Linked DNA regions of Homo sapiens: region 1 is linked to region 2. A link is an interaction called in ENCODE POLR2A ChIA-PET data of the cell type or tissue named here. Cell type or tissue: CD4-positive, alpha-beta T cell. All regions are shown on one strand. Each heading gives the region's core, and the rest is flanking DNA. Links, peaks and the distances in the headings are about the cores only.

Evidence for each region. ChIA-PET counts read pairs that join two places held together with the same protein. Peaks named below come from ENCODE experiments on the same cell type or tissue, not always from the same donor. Only the 100,000 strongest peaks of a DNase experiment are listed, where the experiment ranks them.
Region 1: POLR2A ChIA-PET joins it to region 2 with 10 read pairs; 3 of 35 experiments call an interaction of 5 or more read pairs at or near these places.

The regions. Positions count from the first base shown.
Region 1 is chr13:41,350,504-41,355,887 of GRCh38, forward strand. NAA16 (N-alpha-acetyltransferase 16, NatA auxiliary subunit) reads left to right here. Exons shown (of 20, transcript NM_024561.5): 10 at 4,641-4,713. It also overlaps the pseudogene RNU6-57P. Among named protein-coding and RNA genes, the nearest start is that of NAA16, 42 kb to the left of the region's middle. In CD4-positive, alpha-beta T cell, for the core only: a CTCF peak has its summit at 2,708 (motif pointing right); a DNase peak (open chromatin) is centred at 2,698; H3K27ac peaks cover 1,939 bases.
Region 2 is chr13:41,266,908-41,272,291 of GRCh38, forward strand. It overlaps a transcript of MTRF1 not described here. Among named protein-coding and RNA genes, the nearest start is that of MTRF1, 6.0 kb to the left of the region's middle. In CD4-positive, alpha-beta T cell, for the core only: no CTCF peak of the experiment used is centred there; no DNase peak of the experiment used is centred there; H3K27ac peaks cover 767 bases.

The DNA.
Region 1 (5,384 bases), core at 81-5,080, 84 kb after region 2:
GCCAGGATGGTCTCGATCTCCTGACCTCATGATCCACCCGCCTCGGCCTCCCAAAGTGCTGGGATTACAGGCTTGAGCCACCGCGCCCTGCCAGTTTTTTTTTGTTTTTTTTTTTTGTTTGTTTGTTTTTTTTAAGATAAGAGTTTCACTCCCGTTGCCCAGGCTGGAGCACAATGGCGCAATCTTGGTTCACTGCAATCTCCACCTCCTGGGCTCAAGCGATTCTCCTGCCTTAGCCTCCCAAGTAGCTGGGACTCCAGGCACGGGCCACTACACCCAGCTAACTTTTGTTGTATTTTTTTGTAGAGATGGGGTTTTACCATGTTGCCCAGGCTGGTCTTGGGCTCCTGGGCTTAAGTGATCTGCCTGCCTCAGCCCCCGAAAGTGCTGTGGGATTATTATAGGCATGAGCCACTGCACCCAGCCCCAAAATGTTTGAAGGCTCTAAGAAGAGGTGTACATTGATTTGGGACTTCCATATTCACTGTTAGAAAGTACTTGTTTTTTAGCCATTAGTTTGTGAGTGTCAGGCTCTTAAGTGAAGACGTTCAATGAGTCAACATCCAGGTTTGCCTAGGCTGGTACACTTTGATTCCATTGAAGTTGGACATCAGTGCTCGTGTGCTTTGAATATGAATATTTGTATTTTCATAAAGTTGGGGAAAATAATACGTAAAGCATTGGTGTGTGTTTTAATTAAATAATAAAGTTTGTAAAGTACTTGGTTTGAATATGTTCAAGAAATGGTAATTTTCCCTTACTCTCTAAATTAGATGGTAAGTCCCACCCTTCTCACACCTCATCTCTGTAGTTACTTTTATTTTATTGTCATTGTTCTTGGACAGTTTACCTCTGTAACTAGCCCCTTCAGCACCAAAATTATCACTAGTAATTGTGCTTATATCAGAACCTAATTCAGCAATTTTGGTCCTTGCTGGTAAAGTAGTGTACTTAATTTAGTAACTTTCATATTGCAGTGACATTTTAAACCTGTGATTTGTCTCTTCATTGCGAAAAAAATGTGTATCGGTTATGATGTTGTGGGACTTTGTCTTTAAGGTTAATGAAGAGTTCTTTTAACTCTTACATAAGAAAAGCTGGTCACCAAGGACATACTTTAGGAAATTATAACAGTTATGGTATTATCTTAGGTTAGATTTTATTAACAAAGATAAAAAGCTTCTTCCATCTTGATCTAATGTAGCTGTTAGAAGAAAGTAAACCAGGAGAAGGTGGCTGAACTTGGAAAATTTTTCACATTGTAAGAAAAATGTGGGGCCATAAAATTTAAGGTGGCCATTTATGTTTTTGTTGCGATCTCAGATACTTAAGTGGATTGGCTTTCTTGACTTTAAAATAATGGAGGCAAAACACCATTTTAAAGAAGAATAGCTATTACATATTAATTTGTCATATTACACACTACCTAATTAAATATAAATGGTAAGTAAACTTGAGCGAAATAAGTCTTATACTTGAGTAAAACTTCTTAGATTAACTTTCATAGAAAATTTAGAAAATTGTTCACTTAATTACTGAATGAGAAGTAACCATAAGGCCAGGGCTGGTGGCTCATGCGTGTAATCCTAGCACTTTAGGAGGCTAAGGTGGGCAGATCGCTTGCGCTCAGGAGTTTGAGACCAGCCCGGGCAACAGGGCAAAACCCCGTCTCTACAAAAAATACAAAAATTAGCCAGGTGTGGTGGTGCATGCCTGTAGTCCCAGCTACTCAGGAGGCTGAGGCAGGAGGATGGCTTGAGCCTGGGAGGTGGAGGTTGCAGGCAGCCGAGTTCACACCACTGCACTCCAGCTTGGGTGAGAGAGTGAGACCCCGTCTCAAAAAATAAAAATAAAGTAACTATAAATTTTGGCTTGGCACAGTGGCTCATGCCTGTAATCTCAGCACTTTGGGAGGCCTAGGTGGGCGGGTCACCTGAGGTCAGGAGTTGGAGACCAGCCTGGCCAACATGACGAAACCCCCTCCCTACTAAAAATACAAAAATTAGCCAGGCATGGTGGTGCACACCTTTAGTTCCAGCTACTCAGGAGGCTGAGGCAGGAGAATTGCTTGAACCTGGGAGGCAGAGGTTGCAGTGAGCTGAGATCACACCACTGTACTCCAGCCTAGGCAACAGAGTGAGACTTGGTCTCAAAAAAACAAAAATTTATGTATATATAAAATATATTCAAGAAGTATGCCTAATGAACCGCAACGGTCAGTCCCCTTTGTTGTTTTTTTAAATGTAGGAGATATCCTATGAATTTTCCATTACCTTTTTTCCCCCGTAATCAGATCTTGTTTTGAAGTTCTGAATCTGGAGATCTGTTTTATTCAGAAGTATTTATATTCTTTTATGAAGGATTATATGTAACTTCAGTGTATGTTTTGTGGTACCCTTTATTGTTAAAACTGACTTCTTTAAAAATAGGTTTCACCCCTTCATCTCTACTAAAAATAGAAAAATTAGCCGGGTGTGGTGGCGGGTGCCTGTAATCCCAGCTGCTCAGGAGGCTAAGGCAGAGAATTGCTTGAACCCAAGAGGCGGAGGTTGCGGTGAGCAGAGATCGCGCCACTGCATTCCAGCCTGGTGACAGAGCGAGACTCCATCTCAAAACAAAACAAAACAAAACAAAACATAGGTTTCACCCTAGAGATGCATAAACGTCCGCCCTTTTAAAAGCCACCTCTGGTTGCAGTTTTAGCAACTACCAGTAGATGGCGCAAGTTCCTGAAAAAAAATTATTTGCCTTTATAAGTTTAACAACTTGAGTACTAAATTTCTAAGTTTGTAAAAAAGGTTTTTAAGTTACAGATATTCTAGGTGAGATTGGTGGAGAGGTTATGGTGGATTAAAAATGTCTGTTAACTTTAATTTTGCTTAAAAAAAAGTCTTTGCAATTTTTTTTTTTATCAGTGGTTCTCAAACTCTTAATTGTGTATCAGAATTTACAGACGGCTTGTTAAAAACAGACTGTACAGGCCAGGCATGGTGGCTCACACCTGTAATCCCAGCACTTTGGTAGGTGGAGGCGGGAGGATTGCTTGAGCCCAGGAGTTCCAGACAAGCCTAGGCAATGTAGTGAGACTTTGTCTCTTAAAAAAAAAAAAAAAAATTATCAGGGCATGGTAATACATGCCTGTAGTCTTAGTTGCTTGGGAGGCTGAGGTGGGACAATTGCTTGAGCACAGGAGTTCAAGGCTACAGTGAGCGACTATCACACCACTGCACTCCAGCCTAGGTGACAGAGGGCGACCCTGTCTCTTACACACACACACACACACACACACACACACACACCCCAAAACAGATTGTACAGAATATTTCTAACAAATTGCCACATGATGGTGACACTAATGTTTAACAGTATTATTAATGATCTGAAGATAACACTTTCAGAACCATTGTTTTTAAATTAAACAATCTTTGTTTTTTAAAAAAGAAAACACAAAGAATGTACCCATTTTCTACTACCCTAATGTCTGGTCATATTTTCATTGAGTATGTGGTGTCTGTACATACATGTTTTAGTGAAGTCATAGTATGTGTAAATTTTTTTCACATTCTGCTTTTTCTCTTATTTACACATGTTCCTTACTGTTAATGTATAGTCCTACCTTATTTCCACATTGTCCATTGAACTTTACTAGAGATCCTGCCGTATACTGCAGCATCATGTGAGAAAGCTATCATGTAGGCCTGAAAAGTGTTACAGTTTGGCCTTGTGTTTTGACTAGTGTCTAGGATGATCAGTGGTTTCATGGACACTGTCCTGTGTCTTTGTGGCATGAGGAGTAATCCGGATTCAAAATAAAGCTAATTAAATTATACCTTCTTATATTAAATGGTATGCGTGAAGAGGTTTCTTTTGTAGCCATATATGCAAAAATCTGTTGAGTTTGTGACACATGACCACTTCAGTGTGAGGGGAACCATAGTGAATTTTGGTTAGTTTGTAAAGAGGCGTAGGGAAATAAGAGAAATATAATTGTTTTTCTGAAAATAAAGATGTCAAAGCCCCAGTTTTCACAAAACAATGAAGAAATATTCCTTTTAAAATATAGAACGCTTCATGAATGTGTGTGTCATCCTTTCACAGGCGCCATGCCAATCTCTTACTGTTCCAATTTTGGTATACGTGCTGCTGAAGTGAGCACCAGACCTTATTTTGTAGTAGGTAGATAAGTAAATTGGTTAAGAAACCCCGTAATTATAGTAAGTACAATACAATTATTATATTGTAGGATTGCTAACAATAATAAGCAAAAGAGTCATTTTTAATTTCACTTATTTTCAAACCTTGAATCATTTCACTTTTTTGCAATGCATGACATTTTAGAAAATCTGAATATTTATATAATGTGTCCCTTATAGGAGTGGTCCATTTTTTTTTTTTTTTTTTTGTCTTGTGAGTGGTCCATATATATAGCAATGTCCATTATTTTGTGTTTTTTTCCACCCCTTCTCCAAAGCGGGGAAATACTCATGTTAGGAATGGGGACAAAGCAGATACCCTAGTCTTTTAATTAATTTATAGTTCTGAAATAAGCTGTATATTTTCCAAATGTAATTTAAACCATAATAGGTAAAAATACCTTCAAGAAGATATTTTTAAATTTTAAAAATATGTTTCTTTAACAGGTTTCTATAATCCAGGAACTTGTTACTAATTATGAAGCCTCTCTTAAAACGTGTGACTTTTTTAGCCCATATGGTAAGTTTAAATTAGATTGAATTGGAATTTGATTACTCATTTCATTTTTAATCACAGTAATGCTCTTTTATGTATATTATGTGTGTGCTACCTAATGGCTACTTAATAAATGGCTTTCAAATTGGTGAATGAAATGAGAGCACTTTCAATCTTACTTAATTTAAATTTTCCATAATCCTATGAGATGGGAGTTAACCTTGTGCGGTTTTTTTGTTTGTTTGTTTGTTTTTTGAGACGGAGTCTCATCCTGTCACCCAGGCTGGAGTACAATGGCACAGTCTTGGCTCACTGCAACCTCCGCCTCCTGGGTTCAACTGATGCTCCTGCCTTAGCCTTCTGAGTAGCTGGGATTACAGGCGCCTGCCACCACTCCTGCCTAAGTGTTGTATTTTTAGTAGAGATGGGGTTTCACCATGTTGGCCAGGCTGGTCTCGAATACCTGACCTCGTGATCCACCCGCCTCAGCCTCCCAAAGTGCTGGGATTACAGGCGTGAGCCACCACACCTGGGCTTAACCTTGTTTTAACATGAGGAAACATACTTGAGAGGTTGAATGGCTTGCCTAAGACCATGTAGTTAGTTTATATTGGAACCTGTTTTTCCTGAATCCCTAAATTCTCTGCTTTTTCTACCCTCTTATTACTTTTAATCCTCTTTAGTTTGGTCCTTTG
Region 2 (5,384 bases), core at 95-5,094:
TGGTGTGAACCTGGGAGGCAGAGTTTGCAGTGAGCTGAGATCAGGGGCCACTGCACTCCAGCCTGGCCAACAGAGCGAGACTCTGTCTCAAAAAAAAAAAAAAAAAAAAACAAATTTCCCTGTGTCAGATTTTTTTTCTCTTTTTTGTGGCATTTTGTTTGTTAATATCAGGATTCAAATAAAGTACATAGATTGCAATTGGTTGTTATATTGTTGGTTTATTTTAATCTTTAGATTCTCCTTTTCTTCTTTTTTTTTCCTTGCAATGTATTTGTTGAAGAAACTGGATCCTTAGCCCTGAGGAGTTTCACACAGTTAAGATTTTTCTAGACTTGTGGTATATAATGTGTCCTTTGTTCCCTGTATCTCCTGTAAACTGGTCTAGAAACTTGATCAAATTCAGGTTTAAATTGTTTTTGGCAAAACTACTTCATAGCTGTGGTTATGCTCTGTGGTTATGTGTACTTTGCTTATGGGAGTCTCTTAAAAGTTATGTCTTTTAAAATATTAGAAGCTCTTCATTGCCTAGATCCATTTTTTCACTAGGTGTGGCAAAATGGTGATATTTTATTACTCATTCTTCATTGATTAGCTAGAACCTCTCAGCTATTGATTGTCTTTGCTTTGTCATTTTTAAAAGGAAAAATAAAAACTTTTCTAAAGTAAAAAAGTGATAAAAAGCCAGGCGCTGTGGCTCACACCTGTAATCCCAGCACTTTAGGGAGCCAAGGTGGGAAGATTGCTTGAACTCAGGAGTTTGAGACCAGCCTAGGCAACATGGCAAGACCTCACCTCTACAAATAAAAAAATTAGCCAGGTGTGGTTCTGTGTGCCTCTGGTCCCAGCTACTTTGGAGGCTGAAATGGGAAGACCACTTCAGCCTGGGAGGTCAAGGTTGTACTGAGCTGTGATTCACCACTGCATTCCAGCCTGGGTGACAGAGTGAGAAACTGTTGAAAAAAAAAAATGGCGATCAAATTAAAAAGCTTGCTTTCTGAACAATTTCTAGGATTTCTAATTTTTATTTTAATCTTATTATTATTATTTGTATTTTTGTAAAGAAGGGGTTTCATCATGTTGCCCAGCATCTTCAAACCGGTTGGCATCAGCTATTCCACTGAAATTCAGGCTCTGAAAACCATATTAAGCAATTCTTAAACAAATTTCTTATTATTCTAACATCAGAGATCCTATCTATAAGAGCAATGGGGATGTAAATTAATCCTTAAACAAAAGCCTTATAATTCTAACATCAGAAATGCTATTGATTCAGGAATTAAGAAGAAATCACTTAGGCAGATAGTAATGGTATGGGAGTAACCACACACCATTTCATATTTGACAATGCTTCCTGTGTAATTTTTATACCAAATAAGCCAAATTATGTCATTTTTGGACTTTAGGGAAACCAATATCTTAAAGGATTAATTAGATCAAAAAAAGACTTAATTTATAATTTGATTTTAGAAAGTTTGTCAAATATCGAAGGTTTAAAAACATTTGATATCACAGATCATCGTAAGTCATTCTCGGGAGGCTGAGGAAGGAGAATTACTTGAACCTGGGAGGTGAAGATTGCAGCAAGCTGAGATCACGTCACTGCACTCTAGCCTGGGTGACAGAGCAAGACTCTGTCTCAAAAAAAAATGAAAGAAAAGAAAAAGAAAACATTTCCTTTAGACCTTTAAGAAAACATTTTAGCATCAGGCTACAACAAACAGAACTCAAGGGGAAACAAAACTTATATGAGCTGAAAATGAATTGAAGAAGAGTGTTCCTATTTCACGTCCTTTAAAAGGGGAGAGAAAACCAAAAACAAGATGCAATAAAAGTTGAACTTTCTGTTAAGAAAACTATAATCTCCTGTAATTTATTGAGTAAATCAATCCCTTAAGAAAATTAATATTATTGTTCTAATTATTTAGTGTATAAGTGTTTTCTTTTTTTACATCAAGCCCAATCCCTGGAGAGACCATTATAATTTCTCATTAATTTTAGATAACTTGATCATATAAAAGTTTTCAGTTTTTTTCTTATAAATCCTATTCTTGTGACTTACACAGACCATTCATGACATGCTTGGACTTTCTGGTTTGACGTGACCATCCCTTTTTTTTTTTTTTTAAAACCAGTCATTTTAGTCTAGAACTAAATTTACCATACAAGATTGTTTCTTATATAAAATTATTTCTCTTTAAGCTTTCTTACCAAAAACAAAACCTCTTTATTTTTATAACTTCCTTTACATCTCTCTTATTTCCTGGTTCCTTTTACCTTGTTTTTTTTTTTTGGTTTTTTTTTTTTTTTTTGAGATGGAGTTTTACTCTTTTCACCTAGACTGGAGTGCAATGGCTTGATCTCGGCTCACTGCAACCTCTGCCTCTCGAGTTCAAGCAATTTTCCTGCCTCAGCTTCCCAAGTAGCTGGGATTACAGGTGTGCGCCACCACACCCAGGTAATTTTTGTATTTTTAGTAGAGACAGGGTTTCACCATGTTGGCCAGGCTGGTCTTGAATTCCTGACCATGTGATCTGCCTGCCTTGGCTTCCCAAAGTACTGGGATTACAGGAATGAGCAACCACGCCCAGCCCTTTTACCTTATTTTGTACAAAACCTTTAAATAAGCTTTCAATTAGACAAAAATTGTTCACTTTTTTAAAAAGGACACACTTTATTATTAGAATGTTTTCCTACAATATATTTTTGTTAGAAAATACCCAAATAACAAAATATCTATTATTTAATTTAATATAATTTTATATTCTAAATTATGAGTTTTTCTACATTTATCCCATTACATTTACCTAATTATTTTATTTTAATCATTTACCTATTTTAGTTATGAAAACTATGATAGTCATGATTTAAAGTTATGAAACTGCCATTGCAAAATTATAACTGGGACAGTGAAAAAGATCTGACCTAACTGACTCCATCTTGCTTCTAACCTCCAGGCTGTCCTTGTTCATTCCTGAGCGTAGGCCAAACTAACTTTGGGAGGAACTTAGTTTATAGTTTAGCTTTGAAACAAAGATAACAGTCCTTTCCCAAAACAAACTTTACTGCCTGTGGACTAGACTGCCTAAAGCCACAAGATTAGAAATTATAGTAATCTTACTAAATTTAAGATGTAGCTATTTCCATTAAACCAATATCAATGTCTTGTTTATTAAAAATTACATAAGCAAAGTTTATTCTATCTTGGGCTGGGTTTATAGTTTTGTAACCCCTATGCAAAATTTTGAAACTTTATAGTATTTGGTTAGGATAATTATGAAATTTCTTGATTAATAAATGCAAACAAAAATTTATGTTGGCAATTTTTATGACATTTCTAACATTACCAATAATTTTAAAACTAGCTTATTTATTAAAGATTTTACTTAAGTTATGTAAACTTGAAAAAGCATTTAACTAGTCTTTTTTCCTGATTAAAATATTTGATTCACATATTTTTATTTTCTTCAGTTAATTAATTAGAGCTCTTTTAGACATTTTCAGTAGTGAAACATTGTGTACATAACACATAAATACATAGACATATTAGGGATGCTGATAGAAGTACATCTTACAGATTCATGAACAGCTTTTTTTCTCTTATACTTTCAAATTCTTGATAACCTGTCTCACTACCCTAGGCAGTTGTTAGCTAAATAGCTTTAAATTTGCATATTGAAGGAAACAACTTAGGTGAAAATCAAACAGCAAAATTTACATGATAAGGTACAGAGAGAAAAAGTCTGACATGCTAGAGAAAAATTAAAATGAATGTAATTGCTAATTAAACATAAAACTATATAAATTATAAAGGCTTTTTATTATTTTTTATTTTTTAATTTAATTTTTTTTTGAGACGAAATTTCACTCTCGTTGCCCAGGTTGGAGTGCAATGGTGTGATCTCAGCTCACTGTAACCTCTGCCTCCCTGGTTCAAGCTATTCTGCCTCAGCCTCTCAAGTAGCTGGGATTACAGGCATGCGCCACCATGCCCGGCTAATTTTTTGGATTTTTAGTAGAGATGGGGTTTCACCATGTCGGCCAGGCTGGTCTCGAACTCCTGACCTCAGGTCATCCACCCGCTTTGGCCTCCCAAAGTGCTGGGATTCTAGGTGTGAGCCACTGCTGCCAGCCCAAAGGCCTTTTAAATACACACACACACACACACACACACACACACACACACACCCCATATAGCTTTTACTTCAAAGCTTTAGATATGAGATAAATACAAATTCACTGGCTTGCAAAAAACCTGTTGGATCCAAACAGTGGTTTTTATTTTAATAGACAAATAACAGCAGATTCAAAGCAGGCAGAAAAGAAAATAGAAAAGAGAACTTAGGAACTCTAGAGTTTGCAGGTTGACCTTAGGGCTCTTTTCCCTTAATGTAAATGTGCACAAAGACCATACTACTTCCATTTTACATAAACTCTGGCAAGTATAGAAGCCATGAAACCTACAGAATGCTCAAAAGGGGGTCATTCTCCTTGCTTTCTCCTCATTCTTAGAGTATTTGTTTCCCACTTTTTTTCTTAAAAGGAGGAACTGAGCTGTGGCCTAGGGTTTTTGTGTAGTGGATCGATGTGTGCTGCTTGTGGGCATGACAACACAGTGTGCCACCATTGAGTCGTTTCCATCGTCTTTCATGTTTTAGTTTCTCTCTCCAGAGGTCTAAGATCTCCGAGAGGGCTTAAAACACCTGGTGATCAGCCCTTATGTGCATTTCCTGGATGAGCCTGTTTAAAAATTAATTTTTGTTTGGGATTTTCCAGTAGGGCCGCTGCACATCACAGGGGTCAACCCACAAGACACTCTCACAAGGCCCCTGGTCACCCAGGGGTGCCATTCTGCTGGGAGGAGCAAAAGCCCTTTTTCTTTGGAACTGAGAAAACTCAGTCTCCTGTTAACCTGTGAAAACAACCGTTCATTTCCTCATGCAAATGCACACAGACAAGCTGAATTGAGATCAACTTGAGGAGAAAAAGGAATAGAGAAGACCCTTTAGAAAGCAGCTCTGAACTAGAATCAGGATCCTTAAACAACAACTTCCTAGGAGAAAAAAACAAAAAACACAGCCAAGACCACTTCCTGTAAACTGTGCTCAGCCACCCCTAACTTTGTAGCTCTCATCTGCCATTACACATGCCACAGTCAAATCCTCTCACAGTACAAAGTAATCTCTGGTACCCCCAAAACCAAAGAGATCAGGTCATGTAAAACAGACCTTGAAAAACAGAGCTTGAGACCTAAGAACAATCTGCTCATGACTCTTGAAACTTTACAAAGAAAACAGAACACCACAAAAAGTGTCAGTGGTGCCTTTGTTCTGAATTCTTTACAGGGATTCAAGTCATTAAAAGCCTTCTTTAGATTTTTTGGTACC